3 separate regions of the Homo sapiens genome follow, and regions 1 and 2 are each linked to region 3. Evidence: read pairs that join two places in POLR2A ChIA-PET (ENCODE). Cell type or tissue: Caco-2. All regions are shown on one strand. Links, peaks and the distances in the headings refer to the core of each region. The heading gives the core; the rest is flanking DNA.

Region 1 (7,640 bases), core at 2,357-6,356, 210 kb before region 3:
CGTGGGCGCGCACCTGTAGTCCCAGCTACTCAGGAGGCTGAGGCAGGAGAATGGCTTGAACCCGGGAGGGAGAGGTTGCAGTGACCCGAGATCACACCGTTGCACTCCAGCCTGGCGACAGAGCGAGACTTCATCTCAAAAAAAAAAAAAAAAAAAAAAAAGAGCACAGAGCCTGCATTCTTTTTTTTTTTTTTTTTTTTTGAGACAGAGTCTCACTCTGTTGCCCAGGCTGCAATACAGTGGCTATTCACAGGTACCATCCCACTACTGATCAGCACAGGAGTTTTGACTGCCTCTATTTCTGACCTGGGCCAGTTCATCCAAGCCTGTGTCCTTAATTTCAGCAAAACATCTCTGTCCAGATTATACGTACCTTTTTATTTTATTTTATTTTATTTTTTTTGAGATGGAGTCTTCCCCTGTTGCCAAGACTGGAGTACAGTAGTGCGATCTCGGCTCACTGCAGCCTCTGCCTCCCGGGTCCCAGCGATTCTCCCGCCTCAGCCTCCCAAGAAGCTGGGATTACAGGCATGTGCCACCATGCCCGGCTAATTTTTGTGTTTTTAGTAGAGACAGGGTTTTGCTATGTTGGCCAGGCTGGTTTTGGAACTCCTGACCTCAAGTGATCCACCCGCCTTGGCCTCCCAAAGCGCTGGGATTACAGGCATGAGCCACTGTGCCCGGACTATACATAATTTTTTAAATCTACCTTCTTCCCTTGGTAATTCATCAGAAATTTTTTCTCAATTAATCTGCATCAATATCATTAGTAAATGTATTCCATATCATTATATAACATTATTTATATATGTGTTCTCTACTATGAGATATTTCAGTTGTTTTCATTTTTAAACATTATCTGCTGGAAAATCTGGATAAGATCCATGGGTTGTTATTGTCCTGGTTGTGATATTTTACTGTTATTTTGCAAGGTGTCACAGTTGGCATAAATCAGGTCAAGGGTACAAAAGACCACTGTCTAGTATTTCTTATAACTACATGTGTATCTACATTTATCTCAGTTTAAAAGACAATCTTTCCTAGAAAAAACTGATTTTTTGAACATTCTTAGGCATGCATTCATATACTACTATAGCTATTTCCTTGTCATAAATTCCAGAATGTGGAATTTTTAGTCAAAATTAGACATTTGTTCAGTGCCTGCAATATGCCAGATGCTGTGGCTATTCGTACTTGGAATGAGAGTCTGATTCAGTGGACTCAGCTGCTGCCTGTACAGTGTTTATAATCCAGCAAGGGAAACTAAATAGAAGAAGCTCAAGGCAGCCTGTGGTCAAGGCCGGTGGAGAATTCCAGGTCACACACTCAGAGAGGTGCCAGGAAGGGGACATCATTCTGTGGACAGCCACTGATAATTCATGACCAGGTGATTCTGAATATACTGACTCTTTGTTGGGATAAATGGAATTTATTTTCTAGGCTTTATACCTTAGGTAATTTTTTTCCTTTTTAAATTTTTTGTAGAGATGGGGTCTTGCTATGTTGCCCAGGCTGGTCTCAGACTCCTGGCTTCAAGCAGTCCTCCCACTGTGGCCCCACAAAGCGCAGTGTTGGCATTACAAGTGTGAACCACTATGTCTGGCCTTTTTTGTCCTTTATCCTTTTTTATTTTTATTTTTTTTTCTTTTTGAGACAGAGTCTCAGTCTGTCACCCAGGCTGGAGTGCAGTGGCACGATCTGGGCTCACTGGAAACTCCACCTCCTGGGTTCAAGCAATTCTTGTGCCTCAGCTTCCCGAGTAGCTGGGATTACAGGCACGCACCACCACACCTAGCTAATATTTGTATTTTTCTAGTAGGGACGGGGTTTCACCATGTTGGCCAGGCTGGTCTCAAACTCCTGACCTCAGGTGATCCGCCCGCCTCAGCCTCCCAAAGTGCTGGGATTACAGGAGTGAGCCACCATGGCTAGGAGTAGACTTTTTAAGAAAAAAAAAGAAACCTTCTTTGTCTTTGGAGAGTCTAATTGCCTCTGACTACATTTCAAATCAGTACACATTTATATTTGATAAGGGAATGCATGCCTTTTGTTGCAACAAATAGGTGCACTGAAATGAAGACACTCAAGATCACGGGGTGTGTCAGGAGCTGTCAGGACCACCACCAGGTTCCTTGTTTCTCTAGATGGACTCAACAGGACTCACCATCTAGACCTACTCGTGACCGATTTATTCCAGTGAAGGGATACAAAGCAAAACCAGCTGAGGGAGAGGTTGCATAGGACAGGTTAGCAGGGCACCAGGCTCCCTCTTCCTCAGTCCTCTCCCAGGGGCATCACACCGGATGTGCCTGGCTCATCCAGCATCACATTGTGACAACACCTGTTCCATGTTATCGACCAGGGAAGCTCACCAGAGTCTGCTGGTGCAAGGTTTGGTTTGGTTTGGTTTGGTTTTGGGTCAGAGTTTTGCTCTTTCGTCCAGGCTGGAGTGAAGTGGCATGATCTCGGCTCGCTGCAACCTCTGCCCCCTGGGTGCAAGTGATTCTCCTGCCTCAGCCTCCCAAGTAGCTGGGTTTACAGGCACCCGCCACCAGGCCCAGCTAATTTTTGTATGGTAGTGCAAGGTTTTGATCAGGGTTCATGCACACACTGCCTCGCACAATCTGAATCTTCTGGACTCCCGGAGGAAACCAAGGGTTCCGTGTAAACCACATTGTTTATACTGATTATTCCAGCGAAGGGATACAAAGCAAAATCAGAAGAGGGAGAGGTTGCATAGGACAGGTTAGCAGGGAACCAGGCTCAGTTTAGGCACAGCGAGCCACTCTTACACGTGAAAGAAGAGTGAGAACACTCGGGTGTGGTTTTCAGACGCCATGGGCCAGTGTTGCGAGCAGCCTAAGCATGGCAGTTTCCAGTTCAGTGTGTTAACTGTTTTGCATAAGGGGTCGTAGAACTTCCCGGATTTTTTCTTTCTGTTTCTCTGTTTTTATATCTCTATTTTATTTATTTTTCTACTGATATCTTAGGGTTGGTTTGTCAGCGTGTATGGTTCTGCATTCCCTCCTTCCCTCTCTCCTCCTCTCCCTCTCTCTCCATATATATACATGTGTATGTGTATGTGTATATATAGACAGATGCGTGTGTGTGTGTATTTTTATATATGGAATTTTACAAATGTTATTGTGTCATTCTGTTTTGGTAACCTAACTTTACTGAGAGTATGTCTGAAATATCTCTCATGTCTTTAAATATCTTTCTAACTTAACATTCAGTAATCATTTACTATTTTACTTTGATATTCTGTGTGTAATTATGCTGTCAGCTTTTCTGGACTCAAAAGTGCTCTCAGATGTCACCTCTGGTATACAAAAAAAACAGTTCTGTATATTACCTGAGCAGTTTCTTGTCCACCTGCCATGTTGTGAGTAACATCACCCAATCTAGAGGCCAGAAGAGGCCCAAGTTTGGATAATACAGCCCCTGTTCACCCTGGAAGCTTGTCTGGAGGGGCCAGGGTAGGCTCAGAATGAGACTGAATACTCTGAGCACCCACTGTCTGATCCTAGATCACAATCCCCCCATCCAGAGTTAGCTAATCTATGAGGCTCATGGGTATGGTCTGCATAGAAGACCACCCTCACTTCTGACACCACTGCAAGCTTGGTGGGGATTCCTCAAACCGCCCTCAGGTTCAACAGTTCACTAGAGCCAGGCATGGTGACTCATGCCTATAATCCCAGCACCTTGGGAAGCTAAGGTGGGAAGCTCACTTGAGGCCAGGAGTTCAAGACCAGCCTGGGAAATATAGTGAGACGCAATCTCTACAAAAAAAAAAATTAGCCAAGTGCAGTGGTGCAACCTGTAATCCCACCTACTCGGGAGGCTGAGGTGGGAGGATTGCTCGAGCCCAGGAAGTCAAGGCTGCAGTGAGCTGAGATTGTACCACTGCACTCCAGCCTGGATGAGAGTGAGACCCTGTCTTAAAAAAAAAAAACAAAAAACTATTCACTAAAAGGACCCACAGAATTCACTGAGAGATGTTATGCTCATGGTTACAGTTTATTACAAGGAAAGGATACAGATTGTCATCACCCAAGGAAAGAAGTACGTGGCCAGGTGTGGTGGCTCATGCCTGTAATCCCAACGCTTTGGGAGGACAAGGAGGGCAGATCACGAGGTCGGGAGTTTGAGACCAGCCTGGCCAACATGGTGAAACCCCATCTCTACTAAAAATACAAAAATTAGCTGGACATGGTGGCATGTGCCTATAGTCCCAGCTACTCAGGAGGCTGAGGAGAATCGCTTGAACCCGGGAGGCAGAGGTTGTGGTAGGCCGAGATCGTGCCACTGCACTCCAGCCTGGGCAACAGAGTGAGACTCCGTTCAAAAAAAAAAAAAAAAAGTACGTAAGTTGAAGTCCAGGAGGGTTCCAGACACAGAGCTTCTGGTGTCTTCTCCCTGTGGAGTCAGGACTCATTACTCTGCTGTCTTTGATGTGTGACAACAGGCACCAACTATCGCCAACTAGAGAAGCTCACCAGAGCTCTGATGTTGGAAGTTTTTATTGGGGCCTCAGCATGTAGACATGATTGACTGGTTGGTGGATTAACTGTCTACATGGTTAATCTTAGTGTCCAGGTCAGCTGATACTGCGTGACCAAAAGCTCCTACCCCGAATCCCTTGATTAGTATTTCTGGCATAGCAAGCCCCCATCAGAAACAAAGACATTCCTCTTAGAGGTAATATAGATTACCTTTCAGCACCAGAGGGCAAAGGCCAGACTACTTTTTAGGCAAGTACACATTCTTTACTACATCCCACCCATCCGTCCCCGACAGGGAGCTGGCCAGAAATGGAGCCCTCCTGTTAAATTGTCTGGGCCTGTCTTTGAGGCGCAAAAAAAAAAAAAAGTAAAGCCTCCTCTGCTGTGTGCAGCTAGGTTTCCTGAGGTTTCATTGAGAGCTTGGTTTAGGTTTGATCCATGATACTCTTTTTTTTTTTTTTTTTTTTTTTTGAGACAGAATCTTGCTCTGTCACCAGAGGCTGGAGTGCAGTGACGCAATCTCAGCTCACTGCAACCTCCGCCTCCCGGGTTCAAGCGATTCCCCTGCCTCAACCTCCCAAGTAGCTGGGACTACAGGCACGTGCCACCACATCCGGCTAATTTTTTGTATTTTTAGTAGAGGCAGGGTTTCACCGTGTTAGCCAAGATGGTCTCGATCTCCTAACCTTGTGATCCACCCACCTCGGCCTCCCAAAGTGCTGGGATTACAGGCGTGAGCCACCGCACCTGGCCTGATCCATGATACTCTTCACCTTTCCCAGATATGTCACGGTTATGTGTTTGTGTTGGGAAGCCAAGACAGAGGAGCCAAAAGGTCATATTACATCACTATGGGGACCCCAGATGCACCTCGTTTTAATCTCTTTTTTTCCACCCCTAGCTCTAGCCTCTCGGAATTTGTCTTCTTCAGTGGAAACCCCGAGAAGACTGATCAGTTCTTCAGTTCTAAAACAATGGCCCAGGTAAGTGTATATTTCTCTTTCCTTCTTGAGCTATGATATTTGCGTTCTGTGCATCTGCTTGTGAATTATCTGAAGCCTTTTATCTAGTCAAGCTCTTTATAATTACCTGTTTCCCAGCTCTTTCTATTCCAGTGAATGATAATGCCACGTAGCTCCGTGTCTGCCTTTTTGGGAAATCACTGAGCAGGTGATTAAGTATCTCCTGTTTGCTCCCTTTTTTGGCAAGGGTAATTTTGGAGCAGTGAAGTAGCAAAGTCCTTTGAGGGAAATATTTAAGTCAAGTCTGTGGTTTGATGAGTTAGATATGTTGGTCCCATCTGACCACATGAGAAACAGATCCTCCACTGATCATGTTTTCTGCGTAGATAAGAGGGAATGCTCATATTCGCCGGTCTGTCTTAGTATGTGCTCAGATCCCAAGCTTTATGGGACTTTTGGAAAGGGATGGGGCTGTGATTAGGACCTTTGAACAGAGGTCATGTTCCTGCCGGGAAACTGGAGGATAAATTTTATTATTGAATGGATCTCTCAGACCACAAGATGATTCTAAGTCATCTGACATCCTTATCCTCTAAATCAGAAACAGGGGGCCGGGTGTGGTGGCTCACACCTGTAATCCCAGCACTTTGGGAGGCCCAGGTGGGTGGATCACTTGTGGTCAGGAGTTCAAAACCAACCTGACCAACATGGTAAAACCTCATCTGTACTAAAAATACCAAAATTAGCAGGCTATGGTGGCATGTGTCCATAATCCCAGCTACTTGGTAGGCTGAGGCAGGAGAATTGCTTGAACCCAGGAGATGGAGGTTGCAGTGAGCCAAGATCATGCCACTGCACTCCAGCCTGGGCAACAGAGCAAGACTCTGTCTCAAAAAAAAAAAAAAAAAAAAATCAGGAACGGGGGAAAGGCAGGGTTATGGATGGTAATAAATATGAAGATCTTCCAGTATGGAAGTAGGAGATGATCACATACCCCAGAATCGGAGAAAGCCTTAGGTGTTTTGGGCAACCTAAGTGAATAACTGTAATAAACAGTCTGACTTACCTGTGTGGGAATTTTTTAAATGCTTAAAAGGAAGACTGCTTAAAATGTAGTTTGGCATGATGAACTGGAGGCTTGAAAACATTCAAACATGCAAACCGTATTTTCTTTTTTTTTTTCTTGGGACGGAGTTTCACTCTTGTTGCCCAGGCTGGAGTGCAGTGGTGCCATCTTGGCTCACCTCAACCTCTGCCTCGCGGGTTCAAGTAATTCTCCTGCCTCAGCCTCCTGAGTAGCTGGGATTACAGGGATGCGCCGCCACACCCAGCTAATTTTGTATTTTAAGTAGAGACGAGGTTTCTGCATGTTGGTCAACCTGGTCTCGAACCCCCAACCTCAGGTGATCCGCCTGCCTCAGCCTCCCAAAGTGCTGGGATTACAGGCATGAGCCACCACACCCAGCAAACCCTATCTTCTTTTCTTTTCTTTTCTTTTCTTTTTTTTTTTGAGACAGAGTCTCGCTCTGTCGCCCAGGCTGGAGTGCAGTGCCACAATCTCCGCTCACTGCAAGCTCTGACCACCCCGGGTTCATGCCATTCTCCTGCCTCAGCCTCCCGAGTAGCTGGGACTACAGGCGCCCACCATCACGCCCGGCTAATTTTTTTGTATTTTTAGTAGAGATGGGGTTTCACCATGTTTGCCAGGATGGTCTCGATCTCCTGACCTCGTGATCCGCCTGCCTTGTTCTCGTGATCCGCCTGCCTTGGCCTCCCAAAGTGTTGGGATTACAGGCGTGAGCCCCCCGCCCAGCCCCAGCAAACCCTATTTTCTAAAATAAAAGTTCTTAAACAGAAATCTTGATTTTTCTTCCCCCCTTAAAAGAAAAAATGCTGTAGGAATCCACACTTGTTGAGAACTTATAAGGCAGGCACGTAGCAGACACTGCTTGTAAGCAAGAAGAAAACTTGGATTGTTTTATCCACTTCCTGGCAGGTTTGACTAACTGAGGATTCTGCACAGTAAAGTCATTTTCTCTGCAGCGGTAGAGCTCTTCAGTGACATGCAGGCATTCTGCTTCCGTCACAGTTACAGTGATGTCCTTACCGCCCCTTGCCGATGTCACGGGTGTTCAGTCTGCTCACGGTGTTCACCCTACCCAGAGGGTGG
Region 2 (7,591 bases), core at 3,592-7,591, 110 kb after region 3:
GGGTTGGTGCCAAGACAACCTTGGCCTCATCAGAAGATACTAGCTGGATCTAGGTCTTCTAAATGACTTCCTCAAACCAGGAGGGCTGGGTGGGATAGAAATGAACTAGACTTCTCCCTCCTTGGAGTCTGTCCCCTGAGCACCTCACAAATACAACGTCCTAATTTGAGTGAAGGAGCTTTCCTCCCCAGTCACCTCGTCCTCCCAGGTCCCCCCATTTCAGTAATAGCCTCTCAGAGCTGAGAACCCAAGCACATGGTGGTACCTTCCCCCCGTCTACTCAAGTCAGTCCCTCATCAAACACTGTCTATTCTTCCCCCTAAATACCATTTCTACCGCCCTCTTCTCCAGGTTCCTGGTCCAGCTCAAGTTCCATTTTGTTTCACCTGAGCTATTGCCCCAGCCTCCTTCTCCTCCATCCCACCCTGGCTCCAGAGGGATTCTTTCATCATGCAGATCTGATCCTGCCCTTCCCTGCTGAAGTCCTTCCGTAGCCCATTGCCTATAGGCACTATCAAAGCCCCTGGGTCTGGCCTTCATGATCTGATCCCGCCTCCATTCCCACTATCAGCTCCCTCCTTACCCTCCAATCTAAGCCTCTGAATATACCTGGTCAACAGAAGACCTTCATAAAGATCAAATGAGCTACTGCAACCAATCTCTGTCCCACAGAAGGCCATCTTGTCCATTTCTGTAGGCTCCAACCCTATGGGGCTTAGCAGGTGTTCTCCCCATGTGCAGAGATGAGAGATTGTAATAAATAAAGGCACAAGACAAAAATAAAGAGAAAGCAGCTGGGCCCAGGGGACCACTATCATCAAGACGCAGAGACCGGTAGTGGCCCATAACGGCTGGGCTCGCTGATATTTATTGCATACAAGACAAGGGGGCAGAGTAAAGAGGGTGAATCTTCGAAGTGATTGACAAGGTGAAGCAAGTCACGTGATCACGGGACAGGGTGCCCTTCCCTCTTAGGTAGCCGAAGCAGAGACAGAAGGCAGCATACGTCAGTGTTTTCTTCTATGCACTTCTAAGATCAAAGACTTTAAGACTTTCACTATTTCTTCTACCGCTATCTACTATGAACTTCAAAGAGGAACCAGGAGTATGGGAGGAGAATGAAAGTGAAGGAGGAGTGTAAGCATTGAAGCACAGCACCACAGGGAGGGGTTTAGGCCTCGGGATGACTGCGGGCAGGCCTGGATAATATCCAGCCTTCCACAAGAAGCTGGTGGAGCAGAGTGTTCCCTGACTCCTCCAAGGAAAGGAGACTCCCTTTCGTGGTCTGCTAAGTAACGGGTGCCTTCCCAGACACTGGCGTTACCACTTGACCAAGGACCCCTCAAGCGGCCCTGATGTGCGCGTGACAGAGGGCTCACCTCTTGCCTTCTAGGTCACTTCTCACCATGTCCCTTCAGCACCTGACCCTATACCTGCCGGTTATTCCTAGCTTACATTAGTAATGCAGCAAAGAGTAATATTAAAAGCTAATGATTAATAATGTTTATAATAATGATTGATAATTGTCCATGATCATCTCTACATCTAATTTGTATTATGACTATTCTTATTCTAACTATTTTGTTTATTATACTGAAACAGTTTGTGCCTTCAGTCTCTTGCCTGGGCACCTAGGTAATCCTCCGCCTACATATTTCCCGGACCTCAGGAGAATCACAAATACACAAATAAATATAAGCCCTACAAAATTCCCAGATCAGGCCCGGCGGGTGGCTCACGTCTGTAATCCCAGCACTTTGGGAGGCTGAGGCGGGTGGATCACGAGGTTAGGAGATCGAGACCATCCTGGCCAACATGGTGAAACCCCGTCTTTACTAAAAATACAAAAATTAGCCGGGCGTGGTGGAGGGCACCTGTAGTTCCAGCTACTCATGAGGCTGAGGCAGGAGAATCGCTTGAACCTGGGAGGCGGAGGTTGTAGTGAGCCGAGATCGCGCCACACTGCACTCCAGCCTGGGAGACAGAGCGGGACTCCGTCTGAAAAAAAAAAAAAAAAAAAAAAAAAAAAAATATATATATATATATATATATATATATATATATATATATATTCCATGATCAGCCGGCGCGGAGGCTCACGCCTGTAGTCCCAACACTGGGAGGACAAGGCGGGAGGATCGCTTAAGCCCAGGAGTTCAAGACCAGCCTGGGCAACACAGCAAGACCTCGTCTCTATTTAAAAAAAAGTTTTAAAGAAAATTCGATGATCACAGAACCCGCTATCTGCATCTACATCCGCAAAAGCAATTGGGGAGAGATACCGCAAGGGAGGGAAGGGTTCCCCTGGAAGGGGAGAAGGAAAGGCCAGCTGGGGCACACACTGTCGTTGGATGAGGAAAGGCCTCCTTTTCATTTCTGCAGCGTCCACTCTTGAGCTCCAACCCACTCCATCGCTGTCTTCTTAAAGGACGCCTCGCCCACCCTTCTCTCCCATCCCATGCCTGAATCCCTTCTGGAAGGCATCCGAAAGAACAGCTATAGAACTCTGGGGTGATACGTTGGTTAACTCGGGAAAGAACTCAAGGACACTGGACTAGAACGTGGTGGGATTCCTAGGTCGGTTTCGGGGCCATCCCCGCCGCCTATCCTTCGCCCTAGGTCACCTGGAGGTGGCTGGAAGGCCAGTGGACTCCACATTTAGGGAGAGTGGTTACAAGAGGACTCGGATTCCCCCACCTTCCCTTCGGCTTTGGGAATCCCAGGAAACCCGCCCCGAACCCCTGAAAAGTCCCAGAGAAGGTAAGCTGGGCGTCCAGAGTCCCTCCCAGGCGCCGCCGCAGCGTCCCGCCCAGCCTCGCGGGGCACGCCGGGAGGCGGAGTTCTCGGTCGTGTCCCGAGAGTGGCTGGTCCGCAGGCTCGGACTACCAGTCCCAGAATGCACTGCGCCCGCAGCCCGGGGCGGGCCGTGGTTGCCCCTGGCAACAGAGAGGGTCTCCCGGGAGCGGGGACTGGGAAGCGCTCCCGAGCCGGGGAGGCGCAGAGCCCGACCAGAGAGAGGCGGGGACGCGGGTAGAGCGACCAAGAGGTGTGGAGGCCGGAAGAGACTGACCGCGCCGGCCCTTGGAGAGACCCCTTTCCTGAGAGGGGGCGCACAGAGAGGATGCCGAAGCCAGCGAGATCTAGAGAGAGGGAGACAGGGATTGAATCACAGAGACACTTAGAGGGAGGGAGAGACCTCAAAGACAGAGAGATTCACAGGGCCAGAGAGACACGTAGAGTGGGTCAGAGAAGAGGACAGAGGACAGAGACATAGAAAAGACAGGAGGGAGAGAGACTGAATCACAGAGACACAGGGAGAGAGGGAGAGACCTCAGAGATGGAGAGAGACTCACAGGGCCAGATAGACACATGGAGTGGGTCAGAGAAGGGGACAGAGAGAGAGACACAGAAAAGGGAAGAGGGAGAGAGACTGAATCACAGAGACACAGAGAGGGAAGTCTCTATCTAGAGACCCTCGACAGAGATTCCTAGAGCCAGAGACAGAGATTCAGAGAGCCAGAGACACAGAGAGATTCATAGAGACATATAGAGAGATTCAGAGAGCCTGAATCACAGAGATTCACAGAGCCAACGAGACAAACAGAGAGATTCATAGAGCCAGAGACACAGATTCGGAGAGTCAGAGAGACATAGAAAGATTCATAGAGCCAGAGACACAGAGATTCAGAGAGTCAGAGAGACATAGAGAGACATTCATAGAGCCAGAGACACAGAGAGATTCATAGACATATAGAGAGATTCAGAGAGCCTGAATCACAGAGATTCACAGAGCCAAAGAGACAAACAGAGAGATTCATAGAGCCAGAGACACAGAGGGATTCGGAGAGTCAGAGAGACATAGAAAGAGATTCATAGAGCCAGAGACACAGAGATTCATAGAGACATAGAGATTCATAGAGCCAGAGACACAGAGATTCAGAGAGTCAGAGAGACATAGAAAGACATTCATAGAGCCAGAGACACAGAGAGATTCAGAGTCAGAGAAACATAGAGATTCATAGAGCCAGAGACACAGAGAGATTCAGAGTCAGAGAGACATAGAGAGACATTCATAGAGCCGGAGACACAGAGAGATTCAGAGTCAGAGAGACATAGATTTATAGAGCCAGAGACACAGATTCAGGGAGTCAGAGAGACATAGAGAGACATTCATAGAGCCGGAGACACAGATTCAGAGTCAGAGAGACATAGACATTCATAGAGCCAGAGACACAGATTCAGAGAGTCAGAGAGATGAATAGATTCAGAGAGCCAGAGACACAGGGAGAGTGAATCACAGACACAGAGGGACGGGGAGATCCCCAGAAACAGAAAGAGATTCATAGAGCCAGAGAGACAAATAGAGATTGGGTCAGAGAGAAAGGGACAGAGACAGAGACAGAGAAGAGAAGAGGGAGAGAGATTGGGTCAGAGAGAAAGGGACAGAGACAGAGAAGAGAAGAGGGAGAGAGAGACTGAGTCATAGACAGGAGAGAGACCCCCCTAGCATCAGAGAGAGAGAGAGAGATCAACAGAGCCAGAGAGGGACAAGTACAGAGAAACAGATGGAACCAGAGAGATATAGGAAGAGACAAACAAAAACAGAGACGGAGTTGCAGAACCGGAGGAAGGGAGAGAGACAGAGACAAAGGCATTTATAAAGACGGGTGGAGGTGAGGAGAGAGAGGGAGAGACAGGGGCAAGCATTTAGAGAGTGACTCCCAGAGAGGAAGACAGAGACGGACTCCCAAAGAGATCAAGTTGCAGAGGGAGGGGGAGACAGAGTCACAGCCTGAGAGAGAATAGAGATTCACAGAGCCAGAGAGACAAAGACAGGGAAAGAAACAAACTCAGGGAGACAGAGGCGGAAGAATTTATCAGACGTAGAGGGAGAGACAGAGGGAGACTGATTCACAGTGAGGCAGACCAAGACCCCGAGAAGAACCACGACACCAAGACCCAGAGATGGCGACAGATACAGATGGAGACACACAGCAGAGGAAATAGAGAAATAGAAAGAAATAGAAACAGCATTTCTCGGAGACAGGGAAAAGAAAACAGATCCACTGAGAGGCAGAAACAGAGACACATCGAGAAAGCTCGCTCCAGGAATAGAGGGAGAGGGACAGAGGTCACAAGAAAGACACACGCAGGCAGAGAGCTACACAAATAATGGAGAGGCCAGGGGAGGAAATAAAGACTCAGCCGGCATCGGAGAAAGTGAGAACCTTAGCGCCCTGCCTGTCCACTGCTGGACCCCTAGCGTGGAGCATAAAGTTTGTTGAAGGAAGGAGAGGGGCAGGGTCAGACACAGGGACCCCAGGGCGCCCACAGGACACACGAGGCACCCTAGTGGGGGAGGAACGCGGGGCAGGATGACAGATTGCAGGGTGGTGGGGGGGAGCCAGGCTCAGAGGATGCCCCTCCCTCCAGCCAGCCCCCGGAGTGGGTGTGTGCACGTGTGGGGGGCGGGGAGGGAGGACATTTGTCCCGTGTCTCCGGGAGGGGAGCGCCTTTAAGCCGAAACCCCGCCCTCTCGGTCGTCCTGGCAACGCCTCCCCCAACCCGGGGCTCCCACATTTCAGCAGGTGCCGGAGCTGGAGCTCCCACCGCCGCCGCCCGTGCCTCCGGCTGCCGGCGCCCCTGCCTTTGGCTCTTCCTCCCCACTCGCCCGCTCCCCCTGGCGGAGCCGGCGCGCCCGGGGTGCCGCTCCCTGCCTGGCGCGCTCCGCACCTGGAGGTGCCTTGCCCCTCTCCTGCCCACCTCGGAATTTCCCTGTGGCTCCTTTGATCCTTCGAGTCTCCAGCTCCTCTCCCTTCCACCTGTTTCCCCCAAGAAAGGCAGGATCCTGGTCCCTGCTACGTTTCTGGGGCCATGGCTGGTCTGGGCCCCGGCGTAGGCGATTCAGAGGGGGGACCCCGGCCCCTGTTTTGCAGAAAGGGGGCCCTGAGGCAGAAGGTGGTCCACGAAGTCAAGAGCCACAAGTTCACCGCTCGCTTCTTCAAGCAGCCCACCTTCTGCAGCCACTGCACCGACTTCATCTGGTGAGGGAAGGGGGCTGGGGGACTGGGGGACGAGGGGACTAGGGGTGCAGACTCCTATCACGCCGACCCCTGTGGAAGGAAGAAGGAGGGGGCTGTAGTCCCGACTCCCAGGTTCTAGGATGGCCAGGGAACGCTGGGAGCTTCGACTCCTGGGTTTCAGTGAGGAGGAGGCTGGTTCCTGGAGTGCTGGGTCCGAGGGAGGAGGAGGCTGGAGGACAGAGGTCCTGGAGTCTTGGGTCTGAGGGAGGAAGGGCCTGGGGGGCTGGGAGCCTGGATTCCTGGGTCTGAAGGAGGAAGAAACTGGGGGCTGAACTCCAGTCTAAGGGAAGAAGGGCTGGGGGCCAAAATTTCTGGGTTCTAGAAAGAGGAGGTGGCCGGGGCTTGGACACCTGGGCCCTGCGGGAGGAGGGTCAGAGAGCGCAGGCCCCCTGTGGCTCGCAGAGGTTGGGGGTCCAGGTACCCCTTTCTGCACTGACCTAGGATCCCTGACTCTTCCAGGGGTATCGGAAAGCAGGGCCTGCAATGTCAAGGTAAGAGCTGGGGACCGGGGCTCCTGGGACCCTCAGGAGGGTGGAGGCTGGGGCCCCACAGCTGAGGCTGCTTGACACACGTGTTCTCTGGTCCCCAGAGAGGCGCGGGGGAGCCCGGGGCGGGGGGTGTGGCAGAGACACAGCCTGTGGTGGGGAGGGAGCTTTGATGGTGGGGCCACCGCGGAGGTGGTGCTGGGGGCCCCTCCCTCGGCCGGCTCCAGGTGGGGACAGATATTTGGAGAATCTGTTGCCATGGGAACATGGAGATTTGGAAAAGGGGAGCTGAAGGGGGGAAGGGGGAGGGGGCTGGAGATGCAAAGTCAGAGCCCCCCCCCACCCCAGGCTGCCGTCGCCATGACAACACCAGCCGTCCTAGGCAGGGGCAGGCCGGGTGGGGTCACCAATGGGCGAGTGGGGGCCGGGCGGGGCCGGCAGTTCTGGGGGGCGGGAGAGGGGGGCGAGTCCTTGAGCACCAGCTGCTACTGCTGAGAACAGAGTGAGTCAGGGTGGGGGGCGGGCCGGCAGCAGCGCCCCCAGACTCACTTCTGCCCAAGTTGCTGCTTCCTGGGCTGCGTCTGAAGATATTTCGGTTTTCGCTCTTTGAATCTGTCTGCCTCTCTCCTGGCTTTCTGATCTCCGTCCGTGGGCCTGTGTCTGTTTGTCAATGGGATCCTATTTTCTTTCTCTCTTTTTCCATCTCCCTTCCCTGAGCTCTGTGCTCTGTGTCTCTCTGTAAGTCTCTGCGTCTCTGTTTCTGACTCTGAGCCCATCTCTTGGGTTTCTGTCTCCTGCTTCTCTCTCTGGCCTCCGATTTTCTCTCTGTTGGACTCTCTGTGTTGAGATCCCTCTCTTTCTGGTTTTCTCAGTGTCCGAGTTCCGCTCTCTCTTTCCAATTTTCTGTCTGCTGGGGTCTCCCGCTGGACTAATCCATGCCTCCGTCTGTGTCTCTATGATTTTCATCTATAGTCTGCAGCTTTGTGGTTCATCGACGATGCCACGAATTTGTGACCTTCGAGT
Region 3 (7,640 bases), core at 1,560-5,559:
AGGGTTTTTTTTTCATGTGTTTTTTTTTAAACAATGGAAGTGTCAAAAATAGGGTCAACTGTGTTAGACTAAATTACATTATTGTATATGCTGCATTGAATGGAACCTTTGTATTATAATTATCATAGAGAAGCACAGTTTGCATCATATTATGGCAATTCATCGTCAATGAAAACCTTCCAGAGTCCTTTTATTTTGGAATCTCCTGTAAACTATCAAACCACCAGAACATGACTGTACAACAGTAAAATGTTCTCTTGCATTAAACTGAAGAGACCTGTTTAATAAAAAAAGAAAAAGAAAATGTAGGAAAGGTACTTAGAGCTGTTACTTTCTAAGTACACAACACCCTAGACAATTCGAGGCATCTTAATCTCCATCAAGAACAACAACAACAAAAATAATTTTTGTCATGTTGTTAAATCCATCATTATGGATCAAACTGGTGCAACTTGGTCAAATGAATCCAACAAACACTGATGTCCAAGCTGGCATATTGGCAACTAATACACAACTGGTGGTCAATAGAGAGTTTAAAAGATCTTCCCTTTCTTGTTGTTCTTTTCCAAGGTTCTCAAAGAGTTCTGTTGCTCTAAAATACGTTGTTGAGCTTCCCAGTTTGCTTTCTCATCCTCAAACTGACGACGTTTCTCCTCTAATTCTTTGTGCCGTGCTCCCAAATTCTTTTTCAGTTGCACATGGCACTGCTGGAGCTAAATCACAGCACAATATATACCCCAAGGATACTGCCTTCCTCTGACCCTTTTTCCATTAACTTCAGTGATAATATCACTACCCACCACAGCAAGAGGTAAACGGTCCTTTATCTTTTTAACACGTTTCTTTTCTTCTTCATCATCTGTTTCTGGAAATTCATATATTTTAATTTTATGTTCTTGGATTTCTTTCATTATCTGTTTTGTAAACTGTTGACATTCCTCTGGTGTGAGTGTGTCTGCTTTGGCAGTAAGTGGGATGATATTCACTTTTTCATGCAAATGTTTCATAAACTCAACATCCAGTGGTTTAAGTCTCAACAAAAGGCAATGTCAAGTAGTTACAAACATGCACTACCCAATCCTGCCTGAAGGTGGGAGTCTTCAGTTATGTAATGGTCCTGTTATCAGGCATCTGACGTCTGCTCACTCGCGATTCTGCATTTAGGTAGTCCTCAAATTTACTATCAATGTAATCGATAACAGGCTGCCAGCAATTACTACTATCCACTGCATCTCCAAATCCTGAGGTATCAACTATCCTGAGCAGCAACTAAACACCACCTTCTTTGATTAAAACTTTGGATTGTTCCATCCAGGCTTCTATTTTCCCATAGAGGTCCAAAAAACGCCCTTGTTTGTTAAGTTGATATATGTAAACCTTTTCTCCAGGCTGTTCCTTGAGGTTTACATAATTGGGAACTCCTTCAAGCATCTGTAAATAAACCTTTTCAGCTGTAGATCTCTCTATTTTCAGTTAATTTGCAGACCACCAACTATAGGAGCCAAGTTGAAAGAGAAAAAAGTTTCTCTTCCCAGCACTTTCTTTAGGATGCTTTTCATTGCTTCCCAACTGGAGGCCTCGCCCCTCCACCCACCTGCCCTAGTCCTCAGCTGCCTCCAGTTCTGTCCACTTAAATACAGACTCCCGGTAGTAGAGAACTTTTTTAAAATTTTATTATTATTATTATTATTATTATTGACACAGTCTTACTCTGTCGTCCAGGCTGGAGAGCAGTGGCACAATCTCAGCTCACTGCAGCCTCTGCCTCCTGGGTTCCAGCGATTCTCCTGCCTCAGCCTCCTGAGTAGCTGGGATTACAGACACCCGCCACCATGCCCGGCTAATTTTTGTATTTTTGGTAGAGACGGGGGTTTCACCATGTTGGCCAGGCTGGTCTTGAACTCCTAACCTCAGGTGATCCTCCTACCTCGGCCTCCCAAAGTGCTGGGATTACAGGCGACAGCCAATGTGTGCACGGCCCAGGTATTAAGGAATTCAATCTCTATTTCTCACCAATGAATTAGGCTCTGGAAGTTAGTAGATTTTAACAAATACTTGTTAAGCTAAGTTCTTCTCAAAGGTCTTTAGGAATATTCAGTAAAAGAGGACTCTGTTAACTGAAAACCAGTTCTGTTCCAGTAAATCCTCAACAGATGGAGAAAATGAGACTATGCCCCACCCTTTCCCCTTAGGGCCTCCACATTGATTAGAGGAGGAATTCTCCTTTTAATGACTGACTGAGCTATCACTCCTCTCTGTCAGTAAAAACAGCAGCAAAAAAAATGTCTTGGCTGGGCGCAGTGGCACATGCCTGTAATCCCAGCTCTTTGGGAGGCCGAGGTGGGCAGATCACCTGAGGTCAGGAGTTTGAGACCAGCCTGGCCAAAACCCCGTCTCTACTAAAGATACAAAAATTAGCCGGGCATGGTGGCAAGTGCCTATTGTTGTACCTGAGCGAGTTAGAAAAACGCCACACTTTGAGACGAATTAAGAGTCCTTTATTAGCTAGCGCCTGAGAGACGTCTAAGGCTTAAAATTCTCTCAGCCCGGAGGAAGGGGCTTGATTAACTTTTATACCTTGGTTTAGGAAGGGGGGGGCGTCCAGTTAAAACAATTTTACAGAAGTTAAGTAATCAAAAAGTTAAAAGGATAAATGGTTACAGGAAAGTAAAACAGTTCCAGGTGCAGGGGCTTTAAGACTATTACAAGGTGATAGACGCGGGGCTTTGGGCGTTATCAGTCAGACGAATTCTTGGGGACTGCGGATATAGCTTGCCACAGTATCTTATCAGTTAATTGCATTCTTGGATGTGCTGGAAGTCAGCTTGCACAAGTTAAGTCCTTGAGGAAGGGACTGCCAGTGAAAGAGCCAAGATGGAATCTGTCTGGCTTTCTTAGCTTAGGGAGAGTCAGTTCAGGTGGAAACAAGGCTAGGTGATTAAAGGAAAAGGGAGAGTCTAAAAACAGGGTTAGTAAAAACCAGGTTGGGTATTACACTATAATCCCGGCTGCTTGGGAGGCTGAGGCGGGAGAATCGCTTGAACCTGGAAGATGGTGGTTGCAGTGAGCCGAGGTCGTGCCACTGCACTCCAGCCTGGGTGACAGAGCGAGACTCTGTCTCAAAAAAAAAACAAATTTCTTGGCCAGGTGCTGTGGCTCATGCCTATAATCCTAGCACTTTGGGAGGCCCAGGCCGGCAGATCGCTTGAGGTCAGGAGTTCGAAACCACTGTGGCCAACATGGTGAAACCCTGTCTCTACTAAAAATACGAAAAAGTTAGCTAGGCGTGGTGGCAGACGCCTGTAATCCCAGGTCCTCGGGAGGCTGAGGCAGGAGAATCGCTTGGACCCGGCAGGTGGAGGATGCAGTGAGCAGAGATCGCACTACTTACTGCCCTCCAGCCTGGGCGACAGAGTGAGACTCTAACAACAACAAAAAAAAAAAGAAAAAGAAAAAGTAAAAGAAAATTCTGACATCAAGCTCATTGAAATGTATTCTTCCCTTTCCTCAGCTGCTGCCAAGGTGCTCGGTCCTTCCGAGGAAGCCAAGGCCGCGTTGCAGTGAGGCCCTCACTTCATCCCGCGACTAGCACCACGTCCGGCAGTGCCAGCCCCACACTCGCCCGCGCCATGGCCTCTGTCTCCGAGCTCGCCTGCATCTACTAGGCGCTCATTCTGCACGACGATGAGGTGACCGTCACGGAGGATAAGATCAATGCTCTCATTAAAGCAGCTGGTGTAAATATTGAACCTTTTTGACCTGGCTTGTTTGCAAAGGCCTGGTCAATGTCAACATCGGGAGCCTCATCTGCAGTGTAGAGGCTGGTGGAGCTGCTCCAGCTGAGGAGAAGAAAGTGGAAGCAAAGAAAGAAGAATCCGAGGACGGTGATGATGACATGCGCTTTGGTCTTTTTCACTGAACCTCTTTTTATAAAGTGTTCAATAAAAAGCTGAACTTCAATTTAAAAAAAAAAGAAATAAATGTATTCTTTGCATCTGGCATAGTGTGCCCAGCGCGTGTGATCCCAGCTATGCAGGAGGATCATTTGAGTCCAGGAGTTCCAGTCCAGCCTGGGTTAACAGGTAGAACCCCTTCTCTGGAAAGAAAAAAATGTAAAAAGGCATTCTTTGTGTATTATTTTTTTGAAACAGGGTCTCCCTCTATACCCCAGACTGGAGTGCCTTGGTATCATCACAGCTTACTACAGCCTTGACCTCCTGGGCCCAAGCAGTCCTCCCACCTCAGTCCCCGGAGTAGCTGGGACCACAAGTATGCACCACCATGCCCGGCTAATTTTTTATTTATTATTCTCTTTCTCTTTTCTTTTTTTTTTTTTTTTTTTGAGATGGAGTTTTGCTCTTGTTGCCCAGGCTGGAGTGTAATGGCGTGATCTTTGCTCACTGCAACCTCCGCTTGCTGGGTTCAGGTGATTCTCCTGCCTCAGCCTCCCGAGTAGCTGGGATTACAGGCACCTGCCACCGTGCCCAGCTAATTTTTGTATTTTTAGTAGAGACGGGGTTCCACCATGTTGGCCAGGCTGGTCTTGAACTCCTGACCACAGGTGATCCACCCGCCTCAGCCTCCCAAAGTGCTAGGATTATAGGAGTGAGACACCATCCCCAGCCTAAATAATTCTTTTTTTTTTTTGAGACAGAGTCTTGCTCTGTCGCCCAGGCTGGAGTGCAGTGGCCCTATCTTGGCTCACTGCAACCTCTGCCTCCTGGGTTCAAGCGATTCTCCTGCCTCAGCCTCCCAGGTAGCTGGGATTACAGGCGTCTGCCACCGTGCCCGGCTAATTTTTATATTTTTAGTAGAGACAGGGTTTCACCATCTTGGCCAGGCTGGTCTCGAACTCCTGACCTAGTGATTCACCTGCCTCGGCCTCCCAAGGTGCTGGGATTGCAGTGTGAGCCACCACGCCTGGCCATATATTTTTATATATATGTATATATGTGTGTGTGTCTGTGTGTGTGTATATATATATATATATATATATATATATATATTTTTTTTTTTTTTTTTTTTTTTTTTTTTTCTAAAGATGAGGTCTCCCCATATTGCCCATGCTGGTCTCAAACTCCTGGCCTCAAGCCATCCTCCCACCACGGCCTCCAAAAGTGCTGGGATTACAGATGTGATCCGCTGCATAGGGCCAAAAAACCCCACCTTCTTTTGGGGGTTAATAGGCACCTGAAGCCAATAATAATAAAATAATAAAAATAAAAAAGAAACCAATAATAATAGGTCGGGCACGGTTGCTCATGCCTGTAATCCCAGCACTCTGGGAGGCTGAGGCAGGGGGATCACCTGAGATCGGGAGTTCGAGACCAGCCTGACCAACATGGAGAAACCTCATCTCTACTAAAAATACAAAAAAGTTAGCTGGGTGTGATGGCGCATGCCTGTAATCCCAGCTACTCGGGAGGCTGAGGCAGGAGAATCGCTTGAACCTGGGAGGTGGAGGTTGCGGTGAGCCGAGATCGCGCCACTGCACTCCAGCCTGGGCGACAGGAGTGAAACTCCATCTCAATAAATAAATAAATAAATAAATAAATAAATAAATGGGCACCTGAAATCTCTTTTTCCGAAGTTGCGAATTATCCAATTCATGCCTTAGAATTTAGTCACATTTCCAGGCCTGTCCCCTGACTTCCGTTTCCATTTCCTCAGTGATGTCCCCCAACCTCTCTGCAGATCCAAGCCTCTTCATTGAGGCCATTTTACACATCAGCACCATCCAACAGAACTTTTTTTTTTTTTTTTTTTGAGACGGAGTCTTGCTCTGTTGCCAGGCTGGAGTGCTGTGGCGCAATCTCGGCTCACTGCAACCTCTGACTCCCTGGTTCAAGCGATTCTCCTGCCTCAGTCTCCTAAGTAGCTGGGATTACAGGCACATGCCACCATGCCCAGCTAATTTTTGTATTTTTAGTAGAGACGGGGTTTCGCTATGTTGGCCAGGATGGTCTCAAACTCCTGACCTTATGATCCGCCTGCCTTGGCCTCCCAAAGTGCTGGGATTACAGGTGTGAGACATCGTGCCCGGCCCATCCAACAGAACTTTATATGCAAGGATGCACCTGTTCTGTACCTGCACTATTCAATATAGTCCTGATGTGGGCCAGGTGCGGTGGCTCATGCCTGTAATCCCAGCACTTTGGGAGGCTGAGCTGGGCAGGTCACTTGAGCCCAGGAGTTTGAGACCAGCCTGGGCAATATGGTGAAACCCCGTCTCTACAAAAAATACTAAAATTATCTGGACATGATGGTGGGTGTGTGTAGTCCCAGCTATTCAGGAGGCTGGAGGTGGGAGAATCTCTTGAGCCCAGGAGGTCAAAGCTACTGTGAGCCGTGATAGTGCCACTGCATTCCAGCCAGGGTGACAGAGTGAGACCCTGTTTTACAATATATATATATTTATATTTTATATATTATTATATGTAATATAAAAATATATATTTATTTATCCTAACCTCCGAAAGTGCTGGGATTACCGTCATGAGCCCCCAAGTCCAGCCTAATTTTATTTTTATTTTACATTTATTTATTTATTTACTTATTTATTTATTTTTTGAGACAGAGTGTCGCTCAGGCTAGAGTGTAGTGGCACAATCTCGGCTCACTGGAACCTCCATCTCCCAGGTTCAAGCAATTCTCCTGCCTCAGCCTCCTGAGTAGCTGAGATTACAGGCACACACCACCGCGCCCGGCTAATTTTTGTATTTCTACTAGAGATGGGGTTCTACCATGTTGTCCAGGCTGGTCTCCAACTCCTGACCTCAAGTGATCCTCCCCCTCAGCCTCCCAAAGTGCCAGGATTACAGGCATGAACCACTGCACCTGTCATATTTATTTATTTTCTTAGAAAGAGTCTCACTCTGTCACCCAGGCTAAACTGCAGTGGCTTGATCTCAGCTCACTGCAACCTCCGCCTCCCTGGGTCAAGCGATTCTCATCCTCAGCCTCCCCAGTAGCTGGGATTACAGGCTCCTGCCACCATGTCTGGCTAATTTTTGTATCTTTAGTAGGGCGGTTTCACCATGTTGGTCAGGCTGGTCTCGAACTCCTGACCTCAAGTGATCTGCCTGCCTTGGCCTCCGAAAGTCCTGGGATTACAGCTGTGAGCCACTGGGCCTCACCTTTTTTTTATTTTTCTTTTTCAGACAGAGTCTCACTCGGTCGCCCAGGCTGGAGTGCAGTGGCCTGATCTTGGCTTACTGTAACCTCTGCCTCCTGGGTTCAAGCGATTCTCCTGCCTCAGCCTCCCAAGTAGCTGGGATTACAGGCTCCTGCCACTACGTCCAGGTAATTTTTTTTTGTATTTTTAGTAGAAACGGGGTTTCACCATATTGGCCAGGCTGGTCTCAAACTCCTGTCCTCAAATGATCTGCCCGCTTTGGCCTCCAAATGTGCTGGGATTACAGGTGTGAGCCACTGTGCCCAGCCCTGTCCACATTTTCTAGCAAGCACTCTATCAGCCATAACTCTTGAGCATGGAACCCAAATATAAATTGTATGGCTCTGAGTGTCTGGCAAGGCAGGCTCTAGAAGAAGGCAGCTGGAAGATGGTGTTCTTGACCACTGCAGGGTTCGGCCACTTTAGAGATAATTGATAGTTCCAGTGAGGACTTATTCAATAGAAA

What was found. ChIA-PET counts read pairs that join two places held together with the same protein. Peaks named below come from ENCODE experiments on the same cell type or tissue, not always from the same donor. Only the 100,000 strongest peaks of a DNase experiment are listed, where the experiment ranks them.
Region 1: POLR2A ChIA-PET joins it to region 3 with 10 read pairs; 1 of 35 experiments calls an interaction of 5 or more read pairs at or near these places.
Region 2: POLR2A ChIA-PET joins it to region 3 with 5 read pairs; 2 of 35 experiments call an interaction of 5 or more read pairs at or near these places.

The regions. Positions count from the first base shown.
Region 1 is chr19:53,563,895-53,571,534 of GRCh38, forward strand. It overlaps ZNF331 (zinc finger protein 331), which reads left to right. Exons shown (of 6, transcript NM_001079906.2): 4 at 5,410-5,491. The coding sequence starts at 5,483. Among named protein-coding and RNA genes, the nearest start is that of ZNF331, 30 kb to the left of the region's middle. In Caco-2, for the core only: no CTCF peak of the experiment used is centred there; a DNase peak (open chromatin) is centred at 4,733.
Region 2 is chr19:53,876,621-53,884,211 of GRCh38, forward strand. PRKCG (protein kinase C gamma) reads left to right here and starts at 5,577. Exons shown (of 18, transcript NM_002739.5): 1 at 5,577-6,044; 2 at 6,543-6,574; 3 at 7,541-7,591. The coding sequence starts at 5,875. RefSeq lists an enhancer at 6,029-6,580. In Caco-2, for the core only: CTCF peaks have their summits at 5,665 (motif pointing left) and 5,866; a DNase peak (open chromatin) is centred at 5,551; H3K4me3 peaks cover 1,953 bases.
Region 3 is chr19:53,771,970-53,779,609 of GRCh38, forward strand. It overlaps the pseudogene SEPTIN7P8 and the pseudogene RPLP1P12. Among named protein-coding and RNA genes, the nearest start is that of MIR371A, 12 kb to the right of the region's middle. In Caco-2, for the core only: no CTCF peak of the experiment used is centred there; DNase peaks (open chromatin) are centred at 2,272 and 3,762.